Linked DNA regions of Mus musculus: region 2 is linked to region 1. The links are chromatin contacts, found by POLR2A ChIA-PET in ENCODE. All regions are on one chromosome and are shown on one strand. The core of a region is the stretch at or near the end of the contact, and the rest is flanking DNA. Distances in the headings are between cores, read along the strand shown. Region 1 holds the start of Plch1 (phospholipase C, eta 1). Region 2 holds the start of Gmps (guanine monophosphate synthetase).

What was found. ChIA-PET counts read pairs that join two places held with the same protein, here RNA polymerase II (POLR2A).
Region 2: POLR2A ChIA-PET joins it to region 1 with 32 read pairs in Patski. The contact joins the promoter of Gmps here to the promoter of Plch1 in region 1. POLR2A ChIA-PET finds 5 or more read pairs at or near these places in 2 of 5 experiments (Patski and embryonic stem cell).

The regions. Positions count from the first base shown.
Region 1 is chr3:63,896,355-63,901,413 of GRCm38, forward strand. Plch1 (phospholipase C, eta 1) reads right to left here and starts at 3,108. Exons shown (of 24, transcript NM_001370984.1): 1 at 2,873-3,108.
Region 2 is chr3:63,974,147-63,979,299 of GRCm38, forward strand. It overlaps Gmps (guanine monophosphate synthetase), which reads left to right and starts at 1,997. Exons shown (of 16, transcript NM_001033300.2): 1 at 1,997-2,164. The coding sequence starts at 2,138.

The DNA.
Region 1 (5,059 bases), core at 1,858-4,357:
CCTCAGAGAAGTAATAGTCATAATTATTCAAGCATGAAGCCCAACTCTGTTCTTCGAAGGAAGCTGGCAGCAGGTTCATTGTGTCATGACGCATGGAACCAGAACAAAGGGGTGCAGAAGTACTCACCTAGCTTCCCCTGGGAAACCTGAGCTGAGGCTTCTTGGTTTCTCCCACAGTAAGCACTGCACTTGCCAAGATTACAAGTTTGAGGGCCGTGTCAATGTTAAATACACACATACAAAGGGTAGACTTAACTAAATTGCAAAAAAAAAAAAAAAAGCGCAATCAGTTTTTAATAAGATGTTAACCATTTATTTGATTCTAGGCATCTAATTAGGGCCAAATTAATTAACAATTCTCTTAAGAACACCAAAGGCTTCAGTTTAGGTGCAGCTAGTGGTAGCATGCTTGTATATCATAAGTGAGAAGTTGAGTCTGGTTTCCAGCACTAGGGGACAAAAGAAAAAAAAGGAAAAAACAAACAAAAAAACCCACCAAAGATAGTATTGCCACCCTGAAAACCAGAGGCTGCATTAGATTTATTCCAGAACCCAGAACTCTTAAGTCACTGAAGCCAAGAAACTGAATTTATTCATCTTGCCTTACATATAAACTCTCCATAAATATTTGTTGACTGAATGAATAAATTAAATACAAAACACTAAGAATTTTCACAAAAGCTAGGGCATATAGCCTGATAGAAGGTGCTTTCCTAGCATGCAAAAGTGGGGCCTTGGGTTCAATCCCTAGCAACGCGCACACACACATACACACACACACACACACAGTGCTTTATATTAAGGAATCCTAACACAAATCACCTTTATCACCTCTGTTTTTATAACTCTATCTCTTATAATTATACAAGAGACTAATTTTTTCAAAACAAATTTACTTGAAGTCAATGAAGTGGAAACTATGTGAAACAGAAGCAAGGATAATTCGTTTTATTACAAGCCACTATAAATCTCACTCTGCCTCCCAACCTCCCCTCCCTTTGTCTCCTTCCCAGCCTTCCTCCAGGCACTCCCAATCTCATTATTCCATGATCTGCTAAAACCACAGTTTACCTCCTGGAACCAGTAGAACACACATCACTGAGAATTAGGGAATTGGAGACAGTTACAAGCCACCAAACAGGGTCATAAAGGACTTGAACCTGAAAATAAAGTTTTTCTAATTTTCAAGAGAAAAAAGTTTGTTTGTTTTGTTGTTTTTTAACATTATAGCTACACAAGTTGCACAAGGTTGACACTGATGGGAAAAAGGATGGGTGAGAAAACTTAACTTGGATGTTATTTACAGACTATGTGAAAAATAGTATGTTGGTGTCTTTGACTACAGCTTGCTGTTGGCACTAGAGGAAATCATCTTTAACTTCCTGGTACAAATAAACACTCGTCTTACTGGAATGCATAGTGTTCAAAACCAGGATGCAGAATCCTTAAGCTACTTCACTCAAGTTATTTTAAGCCCTACTTGGTCCCAAGAAAAGCAACTCCATTTTAAACTTTTATTAACAGTGATCTGAATTCTAATCAGTTTATTTACATAGCAAGTAGCTCTCGATCGCGCTGCGAAATAGGGATGCAGTCTAAGAAAACATAGTAACAACAAGTTATAGCACCCACTAGAAACCGCTGGAGATTTGTACTCTTACCAAATGCTCCCCTGGGTGCAAACAAATGAAACTTAAAAGACGGGAAGAGGTTTTTCAAGACACAATTTTAAGTCGTCAACAGACGGCTTAAGAAAGACTAGTCTGCAATAATGCGTCTTAAAACATTCATTTTCTGAACAAGATCATAATGCCAGCAGTAAGCAACCCACATCTTAAAAAGCAACGTCTCTGTTGACAGAGAGAACCTTTGCTTCCCTTCACCGGCATTTAACACACTAGTTCATTTGGAGAGCATCAGGTTCTGTACGTTATAAACAGGTTGTATGCAGAGTACACAGGAGCTACGATGTCGTCTGCACACTGTGGAAACCCAAGCTTAATACAATTGTTTAAAAAAGCCGCACCAGGAAATAAAGTCTTATTCATATCTTCCTTTTCACAGGATAAAAGGAGGTAACTTGAATGCTCCAATGAGCAGTTTCTCAGCATTATTTTTCTACCATGATCAAAATGATGACAGAAGAGAGAAAAAAGTTATATATTTTTTATTTCATACCTCTGGCTATCACTTCAATGCTAAACTCTTAAAAAACAAAAATGAGATCGTAAGTTGATTCCAAGCTACAAACAAACAAACAAACAAAAAGTCTAGAGAAAGACTTGGGCTCCACAGTGAAGCAAAGCAAAACAGCTCTGCTCTTCAAGTGGCGTCTCCGACCCGGTACTGTTGCCATGGTATCCCGCGCAGGCGCAGAGAACACCTTCACAGCCCGGGCGTCGCTTCGGTAACCCATGATTTGTCGCTAGGAAAGGGCAGTTGGAGTAAATCCTTCTCGCACCTAATGCCCGGAGCTTTTTGAACAGTAAGACTCGCACCGGCAACTAAGGGCGCGCTTCTGGGACCGCAGAACTGCTTTCCAGGCGGCCAGAGCCAGGGGAGGTCTTGTGGGATCATTCCGCCGCGATGCGGGACCCTCCCGGTGGCTGGACCTCTGCCACCAACCAGGGCAGGGAAGGTCTTGCTCAGGCACAAAAGCCCACGCGCTCCATTAGGAGCTCACGAGCTACTGTGGTCCAGTTCCTGGGCCGAGGCACCCTGGCACACACCACAACCCGGTGCTCGCGGCTGAGATTGCCCAGAAAGAATTCGAGCACCTGCTCGCGCAACGCTGGAGAGGCAGTCCGGTGCTCCTCTTCCTGCTCCCGGCCCTCTCCCTGTCCCCCACCCCCACCCCCTCCAAAGCACTGACCTGCTCAGCTCTGAGTATCCCGCTGATGAAGGATCCTCGGAGTTTTTGTAACCGGCTCAACCTCCCAAATGCTGGAGTGATCTGCTAGTGTCCCGGTGTGACTCCAACCCCAATTCCTCCAAAACAGCCCCCCAGCCCAAGATGGGCACCACTACACACCAGCCAACAGAACCAACAGAGGAGCTCCAAGTAAAGACCAGCGCTGCCGCCACAACCTGCTTTCTCATTCAAATCCTCATGCTCACATTGGAGCACCCTCCCTCTTAACCCTCAGCTCAGGGCAAATCCGGAACTGGAGCGCGCGCGAGTGGACTGGAGCGCCATCGAGGAACAGGAGCCAAGAACTGGACGTGGACCCCTTATGAAGATGCTACTGCTAGGCATAGGCCAGAACCCCTGGGAATAAAGATCTTCTTCTGTCCTCCCTCGCAGCAAATTTCAAAGAATTCCAAGACCAGGGACACCTCTGATAGATTTTCAGTTTAGGTGGCTAGCGGGTTAAAGACGCTGCTGGAACAAAGTTGGAGAGTTCAGGGGAAGCGAACTGTGCAATGTTCTTACAAGAGTTTGAACCGCTTCAAAAATAAAACACCAAACGACTAATCCTTTCTTTCCTCCCCCTTCCCCCTCCCCCCTTCTCCCTTTCCAATAAATATAGCATCTGTTATTTTCAACTATCCATTTTGAGTAAAATCAAATTGAGGAACAGGGAGTGCAGGTTATAGGATGCTTTGTTATCCCTCAGTCTCTTCCAAATATCACTCGTTGGCATTAATTAACAAGCCAGTTAATTGTCAGTTCACCCGCTAGCGGGCTGGAAAAGCTAATGTGCTGTTAAAGAGCACACAGGCGGCAGCGGAACGTTTGCACCCAGCAAGTGTTCAAAAGCTGAGTAAAGATGAGATCTGAGCGCACTAACAGTAGAAAGGGAATAGCGTGCTGCGGAGTGATCCGGCTTCAAGATTCCAGGACTTGGCTTTTATCAGTCTTGATTCAACCTGTCCTATTGTTAGTTCAAAGCCTAACTGGGAGGAACTGAGGACAAGACCCTCCGTGTACCATTCAAAGTAAAACTTCCCTCCAGTAAGAAAGTCAGGAGCTCTGGCATGGCAACATGGAATTAGCAGGGGTTGTCTGGGCCTGGTGACAACATAAACAAAAGTCTTTTTTTCTTCCATGAGTGAATTTGTTCAGGAAGTAATAAAGGAGAGTCTGAGGCTGGAGAGATCACTAGTCCTCTTTGACTGACAGTGGGGGAGTGGGAGGAGGGATGCTCAGTGACCTCTCAGCACAAGATATAGTATTTCACCTTTTCATCCGTCTTAGCCTAGCCGATACCATAGAAACAACCCATTTGTATTATTCAGTTCAACAGAGGCAATTACAATGTGACGGCAAAGCATCATGGGCAAAAAGAAACTTTATCCTGAAAGCTATCCTGGACGCTTGGAAAAAAAAGAAAGAAAAAAGCAACCAGACTAGTTACAGACTACAAGGAAGAATTCAATTTAGAAAAGGAATTGCAAGGTCTTTTGGCTTCATAAGGAAAAATATTTAATTTCCTAATTTTTCTTTCTTCCTTTGTCCTCTCCCCCTTTTTTTCTTTACCCAGATCGCAAACACCTAATTTACAGGAAATTAAGTAGGGTTGAGGTTGTAAATGTGAAGTATGCTTTGAGAACCTGAAATCGCCAGCACCAAATAGATAGATAGATAGATAGATAGATAGATAGATAGATAGGTAGATAATACAGAAGAAAGGAAAAAAAGACAAGCATTGTTTGCCTCGAAATTGCTTTTCTTTGTGTAGAAAAAGGCCTGTTTAGAGTTTCTCTTTGGTGGTAATCACCATGGTGAATAGAAAGAAAAAAAGAAAGAGGCAAGATAATTAAACTCTCCATCAGTCATGGTTATCCATCCTTTAGCCTCCTGTGTTTGTCTTTCTGGAACTGAAAGATCACAGACGCAGGGGTTAAAATAAACGCAGACACAAACTTCTTGACAAGTGTCTTTGTATGTATTCTTGGTTATGGTGCTGTTTATTTCTGTAACACTGAAGTTTAAAAATTTGAAACCATGCAACATTCCAAATACATGAAAAGAAGGACAAGAATGTGTAATAACCCCCTTCTTTCTTTTAGAAATATTTCTATTGTCTTATTTGTATTGGTGTTTTGCTTGCTGCTG
Region 2 (5,153 bases), core at 747-3,246, 77 kb after region 1:
CTCTATCTTCGGCCTGGTAGAGGCAGCCTTTAGACTGCTTCAGCTAATACACTATCACGGAGAAAAGATGTTCTTGATGGATAAACTCTGCCCTAATTGCAGAAAAAAGTCTCCTTTAATGATCAGGTTTAGAGGTATTGTTTTCATAAAGAAATAAATAACTGGATATAATCATAGGCCAGTTATTTTGTGGAATGTGTCTTTAATTGATGTTCCTTTCTTTTATGAATTTTAGGCAGAACTACAGTAACATTCTCCTCATTTTATTTAGACCATCAAGTGAGACATGACACTGACCTACTGTACTATTTGTGATATTCATATTGATCACTCAAGAAAGGCTGACTTGAGGCACTTCTAAAGTTGCTAAATTTTGTAAGATGTGGTAGCATATACACTTGGGAGGCTCATGCAGTTGGATCATGTCTAGTTCATAGCTATCAAGGGTTAACAGTGAAACTCTACTCAAAAACAAGCAAAGACAGAAAAATTTGCTATTTTACATTGCATAAGTAATAATGTGGGAAGATACTCTGTGACAGTATAAATAAAACTTGCTTCTTATCTTCCACTCTTTAATTTTAGCATCTACTAATATTTCATGTCCTAATTTACTATTGTTATGATAGCTGAAAATGATTCTTTAACATTTCCAGCTTTTATTACTTGATAGTTTATCATAAATCCTATCTGTGTCCTTTATCATCCACAGCAGTTCTCCTTTCCTGTCTTTTTCTATGTGTCCTAGGCTGGCCTCCAACTCACAGGGATGCACTAGCAAGTGTTAGGACACCAATGACACCTGGCTTCTTCCTTCACATCAGCCATTCTTTTTTGCTGTTGCTTGCAAAAGTTCTTATTTCATTGTGTGTGTGTTGGGGGGGGGGGGGTTATGTGTACATGTGTTTATAGGCACTGAGGCCATGGGAGGATGTTGGGTTTTCTTTTTTCCTTTCCTTTCCTTTCCTTTCCTTTCCTTTCCCTTTCCCTTTCCCTTTCCCTTTTCCCTTTTCCCTTTTCCCTTTTCCCTTTTCCCTTTCTTTCTTTCTTTCTTTCTTTCTTTTCTTCTTCTTCTTTTTTTTTTTTTTTTTTTTTTTTTGAGACAGGGTTTCTCTGTATAGCCCTGGCTGTTCTGGCACCAGAGTGAGAGAGAGAGAGAGAGAGATCAAGAGCCTCTGAACATTTTTCTTTTAATTACTTTCTTTCCTTATTTTTAAAAATCTGAGCCGGGCGTGGTGGCGCACGCCTTTAATCCCAGCACTCGGGAGGCAGAGGCAGGCGGATTTCTGAGTTCGAGGCCAGCCTGGTCTACAAAGTGAGTTCTAGGACAGCCAGGGCTATACAGAGAAACCCTGTCTTGAAAAACCAAAAAAAAAAAAAAAAGAAAAAAAAATCTGGCCTGGAACTAAGATGTGCCTGCCTCAGCCTCCAGATTGCTGGGATCAAAGGTGGTGACTGGCTACCATACATTCTTACAAAAGAAAAAAGAAACAGACAAACAAAAACTAAACAGGCAATCAAATAAATATAATTTCTTCAACAAGGTAGGCTCTCTGAGGAATCTACAGCTTATTGTTAAAAAACAGAGGTGATGGCACACACCTTTAATTTTAGCACTTAGGAGTCAGAGGCAGCTGGATGTAACTTTGAGGCTAGCCTGGTCTGCTGAGTGACCTTATTTAGAAAAACAACAAAACCAAAATAAAACAAAAAAAAACCAGAAAAATTGAGCCACTATTTGTGACACGGTGAATCCATTACTTAAATGTATCTTGCAGTTTATAAAAACTTGAAGTTTGAGGTGGTATGTAGCCACTACTTAATTATTGTCAGCTATCACATCCAGTTCTATTGCCCAGACTGGGGGCATGGCTGATGCTTTCCTTTCTGGTAGGTTTGGTGTTATCTTCCCGGGGTGACGACGAGGGCGGGGCTTGCATGGTCCCGCCTCTAAGAGGCGGGGCCGGTTAGAGGAGGTCGGGCGGAAGCTGGAGGCAGGGCCTGCGCGCGCTTCTGTGTTCTGAGGCCGCTGTTAGGTTCCGGGCTGCTCTTGTTCTTCACGCTTCTGCCGGTCCCGGTGTTGAGCCTCTGGCGTCCAGGCCTTGCCAGCAGTCTGCACCCGCGGCGTTGGTCCCCGATGGCCCTGTGCAACGGAGATTCCAAGGTCAGTCTGTGATTGGCGTCTCTGCCGCCCTCCGGCAGCGTGAGCGAGACCTGGGGGTCCGTCCGTCTCCCTCGGCCGGGTCAGTGGCGCTCTACATGTGTCAGCCCGGCCTGCGGCGCGGCTTTATTGCATCCGAGGCGCTTTGTTGGCTTTGCTAGTGAAGCATCGAGTTCCAGCGGAGAGGCGACCTGGCTGTGGGCCGCGATTCTTGGGGACTTCGGGGCCCTTCAACCGCAGGGCAGGGTCGGGGCCTCGCCTGCGGCGGTCCGGCCAGGCGGGCCTGTATTCTTTCCAGCCTAGTGCAGGCCTTTCTGACTCTATTGACCACAGCTTCTGTTCCTGGGCCCAGGTGTGCTTCTCACCCTCTTCTCCCGCCATCCTCGGAGGGGTAGAGTTAAAGGTTCTGCTCCTGCGCACTCTGTCTCGTGTATTACGTGCTAGTTTTCGGGGACATTTTCCCGCCTTTGGGGCCTTTTCTTGGGAGCCAGGTTCTCCACGGGTGCTGGAAAAAGTTAACTGCGTTAGCCAAGACGCGAGAGCGTTGGGCCGTTGATGCCCGTTTGTGGCTTCCAACTCCCAGCCTTAGACATCGTTCTTAATTGCCTGGTCTGAATTGGTCCCCTTTCCCTTCCGACCTAATCGTCTTTGACCTGGAGAGCTTTCTGACCTTCACAAAGTCAGTTTTGTCATCGAGAAACTGCGGTGTTGGAATATAATTTACTTTAGCAAGGTGTACATCACGCTTGTGCATGCTTGTGACCTAGCTTTAGCAATCTGGTTAAATTTCTCTTCGGGTGTATGAAACTCCAAACTTTTGGATAGCTGTTCTAGAGCCAGGAATAATTTCTGCCCTTGCAAACATGGAGCTTAAGTGTCACAAACTCGCGAATGGCTGCTTAATATGTAGGAATCATTCAAAAACCTGTGTTGAACAAATGAATAAACATTATTAGGTAGCTCCTATATTTTCAAACCTAGGCACCTGTCATGGTCTGAAGAATAAGTCTCACCTTACAGTTTTGTACATTTGTCTTTAATTTTTAATCTTACAACTCACTGGAACTCATCTTTATGGTGGATGAGTTCGCTGCGGTTTTATAGAACCTACTGCGATCTAGAAGAATATTTTCACAAAATTATTTCAGTATTTTTTCAACATTTTTTAATTATTATTTTGCTTTTTTTTTTCCGATACAGGGTTTCTTTGTGTAGCCCTGGCTGTCCTGGAACTCACTCTGTAGACCAGGCTGACCCCGAACTCAGAAAACCGCCTGCCACTGCCTCCCAAGTGCTGGGATTAAAGGCGTGTGCCACCACTGCCCGGCTCAATATTTTCTTAAGATGATATTTTTGATCATTGTGATTTATTTGAGTTTAAGGTGAATAGCTAAATTTTATGTCAAGGTCATGTGGTAGAGTGGCCAACTCACAGCTGTCTGTAATTCCAGCTCAGATGATCCAACATCCTCACTTGGTCCCTGTAGACACTGCATGCAAATGGTGCAGACAAACATATAGGCACAACACTGTTATAAGGAATTTAAAAATAAAATGCAAAAAAACTTAATAAAAGTAATAAAGTAATTCTTAAGCTGGCCTATTAGGATTAACCATCACAGATGCTATTCCAGCACCGTCAGTGAGAAGACATACATCAGTGTAAGGCTAGCCTCCTCCACACACACACACACACACACACACACACACACACGTACATTTATGGTGTTATTCTTGCAAGTGTGTCTGTGTACCACATGTTCGTGCCCGTGTGGTCATGGAGGCCAGAAAATGACATAAGATCCCTTGGGACTGGAATTACAGACAGTTGTGAGCTGCCATGTGGGTTCAAAGAATTGAACCTGGATCCTCAGGAAGAGCAGGCAGTGCAGTGCTCATAACCCCAGAGCCATTAACCCAGCCCTTGTTTTTAAAACTTTTAGAAATTCTGTACCAATATTTTATATAAATGAGTGTTCTGTTTGGCTTTTTGTTATTTGGAAAGATAAATAGAAAGCAGTTAAGAAAATGCCTCCCAGGTGGACGGTAGGCAAGTCTGTAGGTCATTTTTTTCTTTTTTCTTTTTTAAACGTGGATAGGATGGGTTACCTTGTAGGAGGTGCCAGCCCTGGGCCGGTGGACCTGGGCTGTAAAGTACTATACCACTACACTATATAATGATTATGTTACTATGACTTAACAGTTAGCTATAGCCATGAGAATGATAATTAAAAGGCACAGGAGTAAAGAACTTAAAACTGTATTATTTTTCTTTGTTCAGAAATTTGTGCGCCACCTGTCATTGTCTAGCCCCATTTTATGTTGTCTCATCTGATGCTAGTAAGCTCTTGATTTTCTCATAATGGTGGCAAAATTGAAACAAGACCACTAAAGGGCTTCTTACTTTGCAGGCAGGCAGTCTAACTGACCTACATCTTCTTCTGTGTTTCTCCCATTTCTCTTCCTCCCTTCTAGTCCCTTCTCTGGATCCTCTCCCCAGTCCCAGGTCTTGCAGAAACCATGATAAGAGCCCAGACCAAAATAGTGCACTGGATTTATCATCCAACTTCAGTTGCTTTTGGGACATGGGAAATTTTGTTTCATTCATTCCCACTCTTCTACTTTTGCATTATTGTCCAATACATATCTCTTAGCCCTTTTGTCCTAGTTCCCTTATTTTCTATAATAAGGCATTTTGACCACAGGCAACTTGGTAAGGAAAGGGGTTGGTTTGGTTTACACACTTGGACACAGTTTATCATTGAGGAAAGTCAAGACTTAACATGTGCGAAATGATGCTTTGCAGGCTGGCTTTCTTGCTTCTTTCCAAACTTACAATTGGCTAGCTTTCTTTAATATCCCAGGACTCTTTGCCTAGTTATGATAGTCTTTCTTTGGGCCAGGCCATTCTGTAGAATTTAGCCCTCAGAAAATGCCCCCCCCCCCAGCTCAAACAGATATAGGTAGTTAAGGTTTTCTTTCCCAGACCCTC